Regions from separate parts of the Homo sapiens genome. Here all the other regions are linked to region 2. The links are chromatin loops, found by intact Hi-C in ENCODE. Cell type or tissue: B cell. All regions are shown on one strand.

The links. A loop is a pair of places that touch in the nucleus more often than their neighbours do. Peaks named below come from ENCODE experiments on the same cell type or tissue, not always from the same donor. Only the 100,000 strongest peaks of a DNase experiment are listed, where the experiment ranks them.
Region 1: a loop joins it to region 2, with 4 times the contacts of the local background. A loop is called at or near these places in 4 of 110 quality-filtered maps.
Region 3: a loop joins it to region 2, with 2.3 times the contacts of the local background. A loop is called at or near these places in 11 of 110 quality-filtered maps.

The regions. Positions count from the first base shown.
Region 1 is chr4:113,615,810-113,620,809 of GRCh38, reverse strand. All of the region lies in intron 3 of CAMK2D (calcium/calmodulin dependent protein kinase II delta), which reads left to right. Among named protein-coding and RNA genes, the nearest start is that of CAMK2D, 140 kb to the left of the region's middle. In B cell, no CTCF peak of the experiment used is centred here; a DNase peak (open chromatin) is centred at 2,390; H3K4me3 peaks cover 464 bases; H3K27ac peaks cover 4,357 bases.
Region 2 is chr4:113,561,989-113,566,988 of GRCh38, reverse strand. The region is part of intron 4 of CAMK2D (calcium/calmodulin dependent protein kinase II delta); the gene reads left to right. Among named protein-coding and RNA genes, the nearest start is that of CAMK2D, 200 kb to the left of the region's middle. In B cell, no CTCF peak of the experiment used is centred here; DNase peaks (open chromatin) are centred at 1,198, 1,908 and 3,098; H3K4me3 peaks cover 2,456 bases; H3K27ac peaks cover 5,000 bases.
Region 3 is chr4:113,681,060-113,686,059 of GRCh38, reverse strand. All of the region lies in intron 2 of CAMK2D (calcium/calmodulin dependent protein kinase II delta), which reads left to right. Among named protein-coding and RNA genes, the nearest start is that of CAMK2D, 78 kb to the left of the region's middle. In B cell, no CTCF peak of the experiment used is centred here; a DNase peak (open chromatin) is centred at 2,719; H3K27ac peaks cover 3,472 bases.

The sequences.
Region 1 (5,000 bases), 54 kb before region 2:
TCATAGAAGTGTGTGGTGGCTTACGCCTGTAATCCCAGCACTTTGGGAGGCCAGGGCAGGCAGATCACAAGGTCAAGAGATCGAGACTATCCTGGCTAACATGGTGAAATCCTGTCTCTACTAAAAATACAAAAATTAGCTGGGCATGTAGGTGCACGCCTGTAGTCCCAGCTACTCAGGAGGCTGAGGCAGGAGAATTGCTTGAACCTGGGAGGCGGAGGTTGCAGTGAGTCAAGATCATGCCAGGGCACTCCAGCCTGGTGACAGAGTGAGACTCTGTCTCAAAAAAAAAAAAAAACTCTTGTAAAAAAATAAGAAAGTTTACCAAGTTTGAATCTTAAGCAATTTGAATAACTGTTTGGTTAATGCCTAGACTGTGAGAAAGTTGCCAACTTTTCACACTTTTCATTAGTTTTCTTTTTCCCTTTAATTGTACAATAATAAGTCTAGTATCATAATATTTGCAAACTGCCCCCTGTTCTCTAATAATCTCTGTTCATTTATTGTTGTGCTGACTGCAGTCTGACTCTCGAGTGAGCTGCTTTATCTGCAGCACCTGGAGGTGTTGGCTGTTTTCTTGGGCCTCTACACACCACAGAACCAAGGGATGGACAGATGTTTTCTCGCTCTTCACTGCTTTTATAAGACCATAGTTAACACCTCCTCCTTCAATATCCCCTACCTCCATCCTTACCCAACCCTATCTTTGAGAAACACATTTTTAGATTATAACATCCTACATTCTTAGTGCAGCAGTTTTCTATCATTCTCTTGGTGATTCCCATCATTTGTTGTATTATATAGTAACTGACTTACTACGTTCTCTCCTTTCCACTTCTGCCATCATTCTTCATGGCTTTACTTAGCCACATAGATTATGCATGCCAAACTCCGGCCTCTCAGCACCTATATTCTCTCTTTCAGCAATCTTACCCTCTACTCCAGCGGTCAACAGACTTTTTCTGTAAAGGGGTTTGTATTTTCAGTTTTCTGGACATGTCTTAGTTGCAATTATTAAACAATGAAATCCTAGCTTTATACCAACATGGATAATACGTAAACAAATTGATGTGGCTATGTTCCAAAAAAAAATCTGTATTTACAAAAATGAATACTCTGAAAAGCTGCTTAGGGACTTAAAACAGATGAGGCCATGAGCCATGTGAATATCGGGGAAATAATTCCAGGCAGAGGAAACATCAAGTGCAAAGGCTCTGAGACAGGAGCTTGCCTGGAGTTCTCCAGAAGCAGCAAGGATGCCAATGAAGTTGGAGTGCAATGGGCCAGGGATGAGTAGTAGGAGAGGTTAGGGGGATAATGAGGGTGGAGCGAGGGACCTTTTAGGCCATGAATGGAATTTGGGCTCTTACTCAGAGACAGTAAGTGGAGAGCCATTGGAGGATTCTGAACCTAAGGACAATAATCAGATTTAAGTTTTAACAGGATTGTTCTGGCTGCTGTGGTAAAGACAGTGAGAGGGCAGGGTAGAAACACAGAAATGAGATAGGAGGCTACTGGACTTGCCATAGATCAGGCTTGTAACAGTAGAGGAGATGAAAAGTGGTCAGATTTTCTATATATGTATGTATATTCCATCTCACCCTATTATATTTAGAAGGATTTGCTTTCAGATTAGATTTTGCTTTCACAGAAAGGGTCAAGAATTACCTTGGGGTTTTTATGAGCAACTGGAAAGATGGAAGACCATGGATGAAGCAGGTTTTAGGGGGACGATCACGAGTTCTTTGAGCTTGTTTGGTTTGAGATGTCTATGAGATAAGTGAAACAAGCAAATGCACCACACGTTTGAGATGTCTGACATTCATTATAACTTCCTTGATTTCATGATAAATAGATAATTATTCTTTACTTTAGAAACATCATTGACCTAGGCTGAACTAACTGTTCTCTCGAAGGCTTAGATAAAAATATATTAGGTGCCTGATAGATGCAGACTGGTGCCTGCAGCTATATTTACTAGTATTCTTCATTATTCCCATGGCATCTAATTCATGAGCAAGTTCATAAATAACTCCCATGTTTTTCCCAGATTGTGAGCCTAAGATTACAGAATGTATTTTTCATGTACTTCTTTTGCATGTATTATCCAGGAGAAATAAACTGATATTTTAAGTGCTTTCATCATAAAAATAGATATATAGAGGCAAATGTTATTGGATAATATAATATTATAGTACAATATGTCTACAAGCCAGTTATATTGCATTTCTTAACATGTATTAGGATTTTAAACTCACAGATTTCCTGCTTATAGGACATATCAACTTTGGAAAAATGCAATAAATGAATTTTCAAAAAAGGAATTGAAAGATGAGAGCATTTGGGCTAATGAGTCTCTAGGGAAAATACAGTTGCAAGTGTTAAGATAATATGGTAGTAAGTTACAAAGAGAAGATGATCTAATAAGATTTTCCATTTACTATTCTCCAGGGGCTAGTGTTATAAAAGCAGCTCATCTGCTCGGTTAATTTTTTGAAGAGCATATTTTTGGTTTGGCAAGATAAATGTTCTATGTTTTCTCTCTAGTTATTCATTAAAAACAATTCCAAAATAAAATGAAGTATGTTTTAAACTTTAACTCGAGAGTGTTGAAGAGAGAAAACTCTTACACTTAGAGAATCATATTCAGCTTTGTATTGGTAATTACTGTATTGTTTATTTCCTATACTATTTATTAGCCATATTCATCCAGGAATGTAGAAATGTAAAAACTTAGAAAGGATCTTATAGGATCTTCTTAAAGGATCATCTAATCCAGTGCTTATCAAGTATTACTTACTGTGAGCTAGAGTATAAAAAATGTTTTATATCATGGCCCAGTGTATATTTTATATATATATATGTGTGTGTGTCTGTGTGTTGTGTGAGTGTGTGTGTATGACCCAAGCAAAAGTTTCACAAAGCAATAGTTACCTTTAATGTGAAATATACTTCACCATGTTTGATTTTATTCTTGTTATTTTTTATCTCCTTTAAAAATTGTTTCTTCTAGCCAGGAATGGTGGTGTTTGTGTAATCCCAGCTATTCTGGAGGCTGAGGTAGGAGGATTGCTTGAACCAGGCATTCAAGAGGCCAGCCTCAGCAACATAGCAAGACCCCATTTCAAATTAAGAACAAAAAAAATTGTTCTGTTTTTCCTTACAGAAGTAACAACTCTTCATCAGCAAGGGATGTGCCTTCTCAGGAATACCTTTGCTTTTCCCATATATTGTCTGTCTTCCCTTACTTCTCCCATAATCATCAAAATTTCTGATAAGGTTCAGAGAGTACAGTAAGATAGACCACGACAGATGTCTCTCTTCTTTTTTGATTTTTTTTTTTTTTTAAGACAGGGTATCACTCTGTTGCTCAGTCTGGAGTACAGTGGCGATTTCTCAGCTCACCACAACCTCCGCTGCCCTGGTTCAAGCGATTCTCCTGCCTCAGCCTCATGAGTAGCTAGGACTACAGGCATGGGTGACCACACCCAGCTAATTTTTTGTAATAGAGACAGGGTCTCACCATGTTGCCCAGGCTGGTCTCAAACTCCTGACCTCAAGTGATCTGCCTGCCTCAGCCTCCCAAAATACTGGGATTACAGGCGTAAGTCACCGCACCCAGCCCTTTTTTAATATTCCTAATGGCTAAGGATATTGATGAGAGATCACTGACTAACTTGCAATACATAGTGGAAGATAGAATAACAAAAACATAAGGCAAGAAGAAAGGAAAGTTGGAATCACCAATCAAAATTCATAAAACAAATGATATTAATGCAAAATTTAAAGAGGGAAGGAAGATTTTTCTATATAAATGACTATTGTTTCAATACTCTTGAAATGAGTATCAACTTTTCCAAGAAATGAAATTACCTTTTTAGAAAACAAAATAAGCAGAATGGAATTATTCAATTAAAATATACAACAGGATAATCTCAAATTATTTTTCAAAGAAAACAAAGAATGTTTCCAGATATTACTAAATCTATTATTTACTTTACCCTTAAATTTATGTTTTTATTAAAAATGAGCAGGACAGAGTATTACATGAATTACCTATTTACTTTTATATTGTTTTAGTCTTCTCTGAGCTTCTATATTTAGCCATTGATGACGTTTTTCTTTCAAGCAAAAGAACTGATTGTTCTTTCATGCTGTTTGTAGTGTCATGTGATAGATGTGGCTGATACCCATACAGTCAACAGTTACTGATCATATCTCCCACTTTCTAATTTCTTCCCAGGTTGAAATTCTCCCAGGTAATAACTATTTTGACCCATCAGAAACCCAGTTGGATTATCTAGGCTTCTAATTAGTGCTGGCTTATAAAAGGCATAATGATTTCTTCTAGTCAGTACTGAATGCTATTATACTAATCTGATCCTGTAGATATTGAAGATAATCTAAACTTGGCTTTTAATCTTGAATCAGGAGTGGGGTGAGGATTTGGGAATAAGGATGGAGACCATAGTCACCAGAGTTGATATGCTTTGACCTTCAGGACTTATCTTGGGATCCAGTAACTTTCTTTGTGTACTTTTAGAATAGTTTTTAAAGTAATATGGATGGCATTCCCTATGAAGTTTTCATATAATAATTACATTTGATTATTTTAAAAAGTTAATTTTCATTCCTATTAAGTGTAAGCAGTCAATTGCTTTGAAATATAATTTAATTTTAGTTGATATTAAGTTTACAAGGTAGATTTTTTGTCATTACAGGAAGAATATCTGAAATTTTACTATAATTTTTCAATTTCTGATATAGAAATTAATTTTAACTTTTGAGTGATGAATAATTACTTATTTGGCATTTATAAATGGGGCATATTGCTAAATAGTTTTTCAAAAATACATATCCCTTATGTAACTTTATGTGTTCAAATAGCTAAAATTAGAACAGATTGTGGCTTCTAAGCCTGACCACTTCATTTGTTTGCCTTAGCCAGCTAATCAAACTCCCAATTTTTTATGCTCAAATGTTAAAGTTTCATGTTAAAA
Region 2 (5,000 bases):
TGCCAAGTCCTGGAATACAGTAATGGACAAGACAGAACTGACATTGTAGTAGTTGAAGGAGGAGGGGATGGATAATGAGTAAATGACCAAAGAAACCCAGCAAATCATTTTAGTTCTAGTGCTATGAAGAAAACAGGGTGATATTTGGTGCGTAACTAGGGGCTGATGGCTGATTTAGAGGGTGATCGGGAATGGTTGCTATGATGTTTCAGGAGAAGAACCTAAATGTTGAGAAGATCTGTGAGTAGATATTCCACTCAGTGTGAACAATGGGTACAGCCCTGAGAAAATGTGGCTTCAATGAGGAGCAGAACAAAGGCCAGTGTGGCATGAAACATCCCAAGTCCTAGGGTGCAAGGATATGAAATAATACATGAGATAGGTGTGGGCCAGAGCTCAAAGGCCTTGTAGGCCAGAAAGAGGAATTTAGATATTATGCTGTGTGTTCTAGAAAGGTGTTGGAAGATTTAAAGATCGGAAATATGAAATAATCCGATTTCATTATACAAAGCTCTCTCTTGCTGCAGTGTGGCAAGGGATTATAGGAGGGCAGAATGGAAGTGGAGGAAAATGGATATTGGAGGAGTCAAAGAAAAAAAATGACAATGATTTGGGCATAGGTGAGAGCAGTAGAGGAGAAAACTTATGTTTCATCTTCAAAAGGTAAATTGGACTTTTAAAAATGACTGAACTCTACACATATATTGCAAAAGTACAAAGAATTGAACATTCAGAGCTTTAGGAAGATACATGGTTTTTAAAAGAAGGGGATTCCTGCTCTTTGAACTGGACCAGTATTACTAAGCTGATTCACAGTCAGAAAACAGTCTCTTTTGCTACTTTCCATTGTGAAAAAGGGAGAGACGTTTCTTCTCTTCAGCCTTCCCCCTTTAGCATGAAACTCTCCTATTCTTAGTGGCAACTGAAGATAATATTGAAAAGAAAAAATAATAACTTCACAGAATAAATAATAGAAAGTAAAACATTTTACAATGATGAAAATATGTAGAAATTCTGATTGTTATTTTAGAATATCAAATAACACCACAAAATCTTCCAAAAGTGCATCTAAACTCTGAACTCATTAATAGCCTCTACTAATTTTTTTTCTATTCTGTAGGAAAGCAGACTGTTGAGTTCAGAAAAGGCCAGGAAAGTGAATTTATCCTAGTTTTCTGTCTTTTCTCCATGTTTCAACATTCCCAAAAGTGATTTAAACCTCAAATTAAGGTGATTCTGTCATCTGGGTGGCAAAGATTATGATCTATGGCATCTTATCTTGCACACGTGTGTTCAATTATTCGTTTTTTTTGTGTGACTTCTTTTTTTTTTTTTTTTGAGACAGAGTCTCACTGTGTCTCCCAGGCTGGAGTGCAGTGGCATGATCTCGGCTCACTGCAACCTCTGCCTCCCGGGGTCGAGCGATTCTCCTACCTCAACCTCCTGAGTAGCTGGGATTACCGGCATGCACCACCACGCCCAGCTGATTTTTGTATTTTTGGTAGAGACGGGGTTTCACCATGTGGGCCAGGCTGTTCTTGAACTCCTGGCCTCAACTGATCCACCCGCCTTGGCCTCCCAAAGTGCTGGGATTACAGGCGTGAGCCACCATGGCCAGCCTTTTTTTTGACTTCTGCGTGAAAGTAACTCTTCTAAGCATTTGGCAGCCAAAATAGAGAGGTATTGTACAGCCCTTTGAATAAGCCCTCTTTAATTTGTTGTAATGGGTAAATTTATAGGATCATGGCCACCCAGCTTCACTTCTAATCACCAACCCCCTACCTTGCCTGTTCTCTTTCACAAACCAATACACTGTGGTGCTGGCTGAAAACATTTCTAATCATAGACTTATCTGCAGCTGGTGACTATTTGTGGTCTGACAGGAGATTGACCACATCCTGTGGTTAAATGTTATTATTTTTTCTGAAGACTCTTTGAACTGACTTAACTGCTTTCATTTGATGTTTCAACTGACTTATCTGTAGTAATAGCCAAGCATGTATGCTTTGAAAATTTGAATTGATATCCTTTATGTATCACATGGATATCTGTTATATCCGTTGATGTCCTATTACATTTTGTATTTTCTGAGTATTTTTTAAAATTTAGGGGCCATCATATTCCTCATCTAATATAGGCTCTAATACATGGACACTTGGTATATACTTGTTAAAAGAATAAATATGCAAATGACTAGAAGAATAGGAGTTTTAAATCCTCCTTTTAAAGGAAAATGTTAATAATAAAAAATACCCGTAGTTCCACTTCCCTTTTTTAACTGATTTCATATTGCATCTTCCCTTTCGCATACTGTTCAATTCAATTAATGTTGATTGAGCTGCTAATATGTCTCAGGCAATGTGTTAGGCTCATGTTAGGTTCAAGGGATACCAAAAATAAGTAAGACATGGTCCTTGCCTTTCCTTATCTTGAGGTTTAGTAGGAGATATGGGTATATAAGCAGATGGTCTCGGTGTGAAATTTAAATCAAACAAGCACAGTATGCTGTGAAAGCACAGTGGGTGGATTTCAGAGAAGTATTTCTGGAGGAAACTTGGGCTCTTTCTTGAAGAATGTATAAGCTCATGGAAAATTAAATCAAGATTGCCTAGCTAGGCGTTACCAGCAAGGAATTACATTAAAAATGCTTGGTGAAATAGGCAACTAACCAAAGTTCAAGGTAATTGGTGTGGAATTAAAAAGGGAGAGAGCTCAGTAAGAGTGTGCCACGTTATGGAGGTCCATGCATGTCATGGTAAAGGCCTGAAACTATGTACTCTAGGCCAATCAGTGTTAGCTTTCCAAGGAGGAGGTCACTGATACCTTGAAACTGAGCTTTAAGTATGCGTATGCAAATGAACCTAGTAAAATTGCTTCAGTATAAAAACTCTTAATATAGGGAACATTTTATAAATGGAAAAGTAGACATTTAATAGTCACAAATGAGAGTTTAAAAGAAACTAGTTATCTCCATCAAGAGTCTCTATTTCATAGATTCTCTAAGGATTTTTTAAATTCTAGGTTAGCTTCCTTCAACACTATCAGTCTGTAATATTTTTCACTAAGTTCCCTCTTCCCCTTTTCTGAAGCTTCCTACCATTAAAATTTGCTTAAGTGAAACATAAATCTCGACATGAAGTATATTTGGGTGGGATAGGATACTGTGCCGAAGTTGTTTATTTGTACTGTTCTTAACACAATAGTTGAGTACAGATACACTCCAGACTTGAATAATGTGGCTAAATAGATAGTCTCCAGGTGATCAACTAAAAATAATTGTATTCTGTCATCACTTCTCCCATTGATCCCAAGAAGTGCCTCCAAGAAAATTACCTTTCCTTCTCCAGTATTAGAAATCTGTGGGATAGCACCATCCACCAAACTACCCATTGAACCACTATCTTAGAGTTGGAAACACTGAAACATCCTCATTTCCTTCTTAGGGTCCAGCAAAATGGTTCAGTACCTTGGCAACACGCCCTTCCCTATAGAACCAGAGGGAGGGAGTGGGGAAAGAAAATATAGGAAGAACCAAAAGTGAGGATTCTATGAGAGACAAAGTGAAAGAAAGCTCTCAATGAAAGAAAACCCACACATTAAATGGCTTTCAGTACCCAGATCTAGAGTGCCTGGTTTGCATTGTAGTAACTTAACATTTGTCAGTAATGATGCCTACAAATACTGTGTTTATTATGTGTGTAAGAATGCATTTTATTTTGTTTTTTTGTTTTTTTGAGATGGAGTTTTGCTTTTGTCATTCAGGCTGGAGTGCAATGGCGTGATCTCGGCTCACTGCAACCTCCACCTACCAGGTTCAAGCAATTGTCCTGCCTCAGCCTCCTGAGCAGCTGAGATTACAGGCACCCACCACCAGGCCCAGCTAACTTTTGTATTTTTAGTAGAGACAGGGTTTCACCATGTTGGCTAGCCTGGCCTCGAACTCCTGAGTGTATCTACCTGCCTTGGCCTCCCAAAAGAGCTGGGATTACAGGTGTGAGCCACTGTGCCCGGCCAGAATGCATTTTATTTTTAAGTCCACAGCTAAAGATTATCTTGTTGTATTGTTGAATAGTGACAAAGCTACTACTAAGTGTGAATAAAGAGTTTGTAATTTTGCAGGCATTCATTAAATTAAATAAAGCCATATATGCCTATAAACCTAATAATCTTCTTTAAAAAACAATTTATTGAACCAAACTATTAAACCAAGTTTCAGTAAATTAGTTGCCTAACACTTGCACATAAAAAGCAACAAATGTTTTTTGATTCAATGAACAATTGATTATTAAAATCAAGCACATTTGTCTTACTGAACTGTTAGAATTATTAAAAATGGAAGCAATGTAAGGCTGTATAGATCTTTGTAGGCTGCAGTTAAGTATAAATCTGTTGCTCCTTCTTTCGTATGTTAGCCTGAAAAAGAAAAAAGCATGCACTTAGAAATCACATGGGGAAATTTTATAATTTAGATGATTTGACAGATGATAAGCTGTCTCAAATCCCTTTAAGAAGATAGTGTAGTATAAGTAACACACAAATACATGAATAAGTGAATAATTTTTAAATTGACAATAATTTGAATGATCTAGACTTACCTCAATCTCTGTATTCTAAATAGGCATTGTGCTTAGAAAATGAGTATAAATAAGATTTTAGATAATTACTTAACACAGTAATTTGCATGTGGCATGCCTCTGCTTGGCTGTTTCTTAATGGAGCTCTGGCAGAATTTATAATTTGTAAAGGAGTCAAATAAGACTTTATCACCTTTTACTTAAAAGAAATGTGTTTTCATTTCCTTAGAAAAATATTCCATAATTTAGAAATATGGCTATTCAGACTAGACTCTTTTCAGATTAAATTGAATTATGCAGCTTTACAGTGATGCTTTTTCTTTTAATTCATTGAACATTTTATATCCAGTAAAAAGTCAGCTAAAATTACTAGAGCAAATCAGGCTTTTCTTTAATGCTTACTAAGTGGGCGTGTATGCTTGTGTT
Region 3 (5,000 bases), 120 kb before region 2:
ACAGAATCTCTTTCTGTTGCCCAGGCTGGAGTGCAAGGCATGATCACGGCTCACTGCAATCTCCGCCTCCCAGGTTCAAGCAATTTTCATGCCTCAGCCTCCCGAGTAGCTGGGATTACAGGCATGCGCCACCACATCCAGATAATTTTGTATTTTTAGTAGAGACGGGGGTTTCACCATGTTGGTCAAGCTGGTCTTGAACTCCTGACCTCAAGTGATCCACCTACCTCAGCCTCCCAAAGTGCCAGGATTACAGGCATGAGCCACCGTGCCTGGCCCTTGCTTGTAGACTTTCATTCTCTGGTTCCATACTCCACAATATTATCAGCCCTATCTCTCAAAAATAGCATTGGTTATATTATAGCATCAATTAATTACATTGACATAAAATTAAAATGTCTCTACTTGTCACTTCTTGTAATATTACCTAATTTTGTTTTTCTCTAATTTTTCATAATTTATACACCTAATTTATTACCTTTCACGGGCTCATGTGTTTCCTATTTAAAGTCTGAAATGTGGCCAGGTGCAGTGGCTCATGCCTGTAATCCCAACACTTTGGGAGGCTGAGTTGGGAGGATCACTTGAAGCCAGGAGTTCAAGACCATCCTGGGCAACATGGTGAAACCCCATCTCTACCAAAAAATATGAAAATTACCAAGTGTTGTGGCGCACGCCTATAGTTCCAGCTACTTGGGAGGCTGAGGTGGGAGGATTGCTTGAGCCCTGGGAGGCAGAGGCTGCAGTGAGCAGAGATCGCGCCACTCCACTCCAGCCTGGGTGACAGAGTAAGACCTTGTCTAAAAAAAAAAAAAAAAAAGAAGTCTGAAATGTAAGTCATTTGTATCTGTTCAAATGATATAAGGTGGTATCAAGCATTCTTACACATGATGGTGGTCTTAGAAAATCATTTAGAGGATGCTAGGAGAAAAATTGAGCTGCCATCTGGAGAGGCTGCTGGATTGGCGACTCCCTCCTATCATTGGTTTACTCTCTCCAGGTGCCTTACTAAAGAGAATCAACAAAGAGAGAAGGACTTTGCTCAGTACCTTCTGCCTTAGAGGCCTGTCTGGTCATCTGCTGCCAGCTCTTTCCAGGGAGAGATGAGGAGCAGCAGGCCTGTGCTCTCAAGCCCTCAGGGAATGCACTGCCTCCAGTGGGACAGAGTGGAGCTGTTGCTTGTGTCATTGCTGCAGCACATTATTTGAAACTGACCTCAAGACTTGGATTTGCTCAGTTTATTTTTAGAAGTAATGACAGTATAGCACTTTGAGGCCTGAATGTTATTTCTAGACAAGAGTAATACTGTTTTTCTGAGAAGTAGAATTTCAGGATTTCAAATGGATTTTTTGGTAAATATTTCTGAAGCTTTTCCAGTAACTGAGACTTTCTGGGCAGAAAGGCAAGATGGGACATAGTGTGCATCCTCTGTTCTTGCTGACCTCAGTATCTCAGAGTGTGACTAGACGCTGTTACCGAGCAGCTGCATAGTCATCTTCTTCCCTTGTTCTGAGCAAGTCCTCTGTTACACAAAGAAGAAAAAAGCAATCATTCTTTTCAGTCATTTACCTTCCAACTTACTAAATTTGAAATTATAATTATACATACAGTACATACAAGGTTGTCTGTAGGGAGTATATTTGTTTTTATGTCTTATATTCTGGCATGTATATGAGTTTGCCTAAGAGATTTGGAGATACATACACATGCATACATACATGTGTCTGACTTTTTATGTAAATATATTTTGTATGACGTGTTAATTTATATGATACATGGCTATCCAATGTGGTTATCTCTACAAAGAAATGTACTCACAGATGCATTTAATTTTTACAGATACAATTTTCATTAGCTTTCTAACTGAAGTCCCTGCCTGTAGACTTTCATTCTCTGGTTCCATTGTGTACTCCACAGTGTCATCAACCCTGATTTTCAAAAACAGCATTCATAGCCAGCAGTTTTGTCTTGCTTCCTATATGCCAGGCACTGTTCTAACTTTTTATATATAAATCTCTCAACAATTCCATGAGGTAGGTGCTGTTAACATCCTCATTTTACAAAAGAAGAAACTGAGGTACAGAGAGGTCAAAAAGCTCACTCTAGGTCAGAAACAATCCTAAGTGGTAAAGTCAGTCTGAACCCAGGCAGTCTAACTCTAAAATCTATACTCTTAACTACTATATTGTGTTGCACACAGAATCTGGTTCCTCGTGCCTCTGATCAAAACCGATATTTCCTGCAGCAGAAAATCTTAACATATTAGCACAGGATTAATTTGTTAGCTTTTTATGTTTTTCCCTGCTCACATTTGAGGTTGTTATCCACAGACAAGTATATCAAACTATTGCTGTTCTCCAAACCTTCCAGATAGTTTTCTGACTCTGTGATGTTAATCATGCTATTCCTTTTATCTGAAATTTACTTCATCTTTTTCTACCCAGAAAACGCCTATTTATTCTTCAAAGCCCATATCAGCCTTCACAACTCTTTTATGCATTGTTGTAAAATTGTATTTTCTCTCATCTGTGTTTCCGTAGCACTTAATAAGTAACTCCGGTTTTGGTGCTTCTTTCATTGTATGGTGGTGTTTATTTGCCCTTAAGTGTCATGTGCTCTTCATTGGGAGTACCATCTCCCCTCTGCTGATTTCATTCAACTGTCTAGTAACCAGATTCACCTCTCAGCCATGTTCCTGTATCATCAGTGCTGCTCTGCGGTGCCCTGTCTGGTTTTCAGTCACAGTTTCCTGTGCAGGTGGTGGAGGATTTTGAAATGCTTGAAACTGAACCATTACACCCACTTGAGATAGTTTCTTTTGTCTGTGTATGATAGGAGGTGGGTGGGGAAAAATAAGTGCACACAGCCTATTACCTGGAGTTGAGATCACCAATTAAATGTCATGAATAGGGTAAGATAACACATATTAGTTGTGTTTAAAATATTTTGCTCCTTAGATTTTTATTCACTCTTCACTTTAATTTAGAAAGGCAGTTTTCAGATGTTGGATGAGCATTGACTAATTTCCAAATACCTTTTTATTTGTTTTCTGCATTATAGATCATGTGACTCAAATGTATTTAGGGTAGCTAGCAGATGATTGAACATGATGAAACTATGAGTCTTTTATTTATCTAAGTAAAGCAGTGAATGCAGATGGGTTTATTATAGTCATAGGGCCCCATGTACTTTAGTCCTTATTTCATCCAGCAAAACTTCGATGACTAATTTTGACTTCAATTGAGGAATATTTTATTTAAAACATTTGCTTAGAATAATAGTCATTGTAAAGGAACACTTTTCATGTGTTTACTGAACCAAATGCTAAGATGATACAATTCCTAATTTTAAATAAGATAAATATCAAATTATAGGTTTTTGCATAATTTTAGTAAAATAGATGTGAGAAAGATTGGAGATTATGTGAGGATTCTAGGTACTTAAGTTGGAGTAGAGGAGAAAGAAGGAAGAAATGGCCTACTCATAATTGCATTACAGTTTTTTTCAGTCTTGAACAGAAGTTGAAGTCTGAATGGTACTGAAGTAAATGAGAGATTCAAATCCAAAAGAAGAAAAAGTCCTCATTATAAATTTTGGAAATGCATAAAAATGGTGAATGATAATATTCTGATATTTGAAAAAATAAATAAAGCTACATTTTAAAATTTAATTTATAAAAGTCTGAGTGACTTTTTAATAAATTAAAATTTGAAATTATAAATTTATATGAGAAATTAATTTTTCTCATATAAAAATACATTTTTATAAATTTCTCATATACTTTCCTCTTAAAGCAGTTTATATGTGGCAATTTTTTAAAAAATGAATAAATTAAAACTGAAGATTGCTCTTCCTCTTCTATCAAAACAGCTAAAACATTTAGCTCCTATTCTGTGATGCAAAGTTTAACATATGTAATCTGATTTAATTCTTGCAGTTACCTGTACAGCATTATCATCTTCCATCATATATGCATGGAAAATTAAGCTTAGCAATTTCCCCAGAAAGGAAGGGGTAGAATAGGATTTAAACTCAGGTCCACTGCTCCTGTATCCCATGCTTTTTCTAGTATATTTTGGTAGAGAATGTCAGTTTTGAGTACAGACATACTTTGTGCTGGAGAAACCAGCAAACTGGAATTACAAACTAATCAAATGACAAAATGGAACTGGAAAAGGCTGTTTTTTTTTTTTAATTGAATATGTTACTGGCATATGTAAAACAGAAGTCATTTAAATAAGATATTCATATTTCAGTTGTCGTTTAAATATCAGTAGAGAGTTTGATTAAATAGTGGATTGTCTGGGTGTCTTTATCCATGATCTTTGCCCCTGCAGTTATGATCACTTATTTTTATAGCATGGAATTAACTCAGCATAAAATTTGAGGTGAGATTTTGTTACTCAAAATAATCTTGAAGTTTTCTGGGATTAGTGAATGTTTTCTTGGGACTGGCCATGTCACTCACTATCTTTGCACTGAAAATGAAGAATATACAGTATATTAGTCCATTTTCATGGTGCTATTAAGAACTGCCCAAGACTGGGCAATTCATAAAGAGGTTTAATTGACTCACAGTTCCACATTGCTGGGGAAGCCTCAGGAAACTTACAATCATGGTGGAAGGGGAAGCAAACACATCCTTCTTCACATGGCGGCAGGAGAGAGAAGTGCTGAGCAAAGGGGGAAAAGCCCTTTATAAAACCATCAGATCTTGTGAGATCTCACTCACTATCATGACATCATGGGGGTAACCACCCCCATGATTCAGTTACCTCCCACCAGGTCCTTCCCCTGACATGTGGGAATTATGGGAACTACAATTCAAGATGAGATTTGAGTGGGGACACAGCCAAACCATATCACACAGTGTATCTCATTTTTTACTTTTTATACAGAAGTATTGCACATAATATGAAGAATAAAGGGAAAGAAATATAGCTTAAATATGACTATCAGTAAAATACAATATTTGCTTCAGTAAATGTAGTCAACAGGGA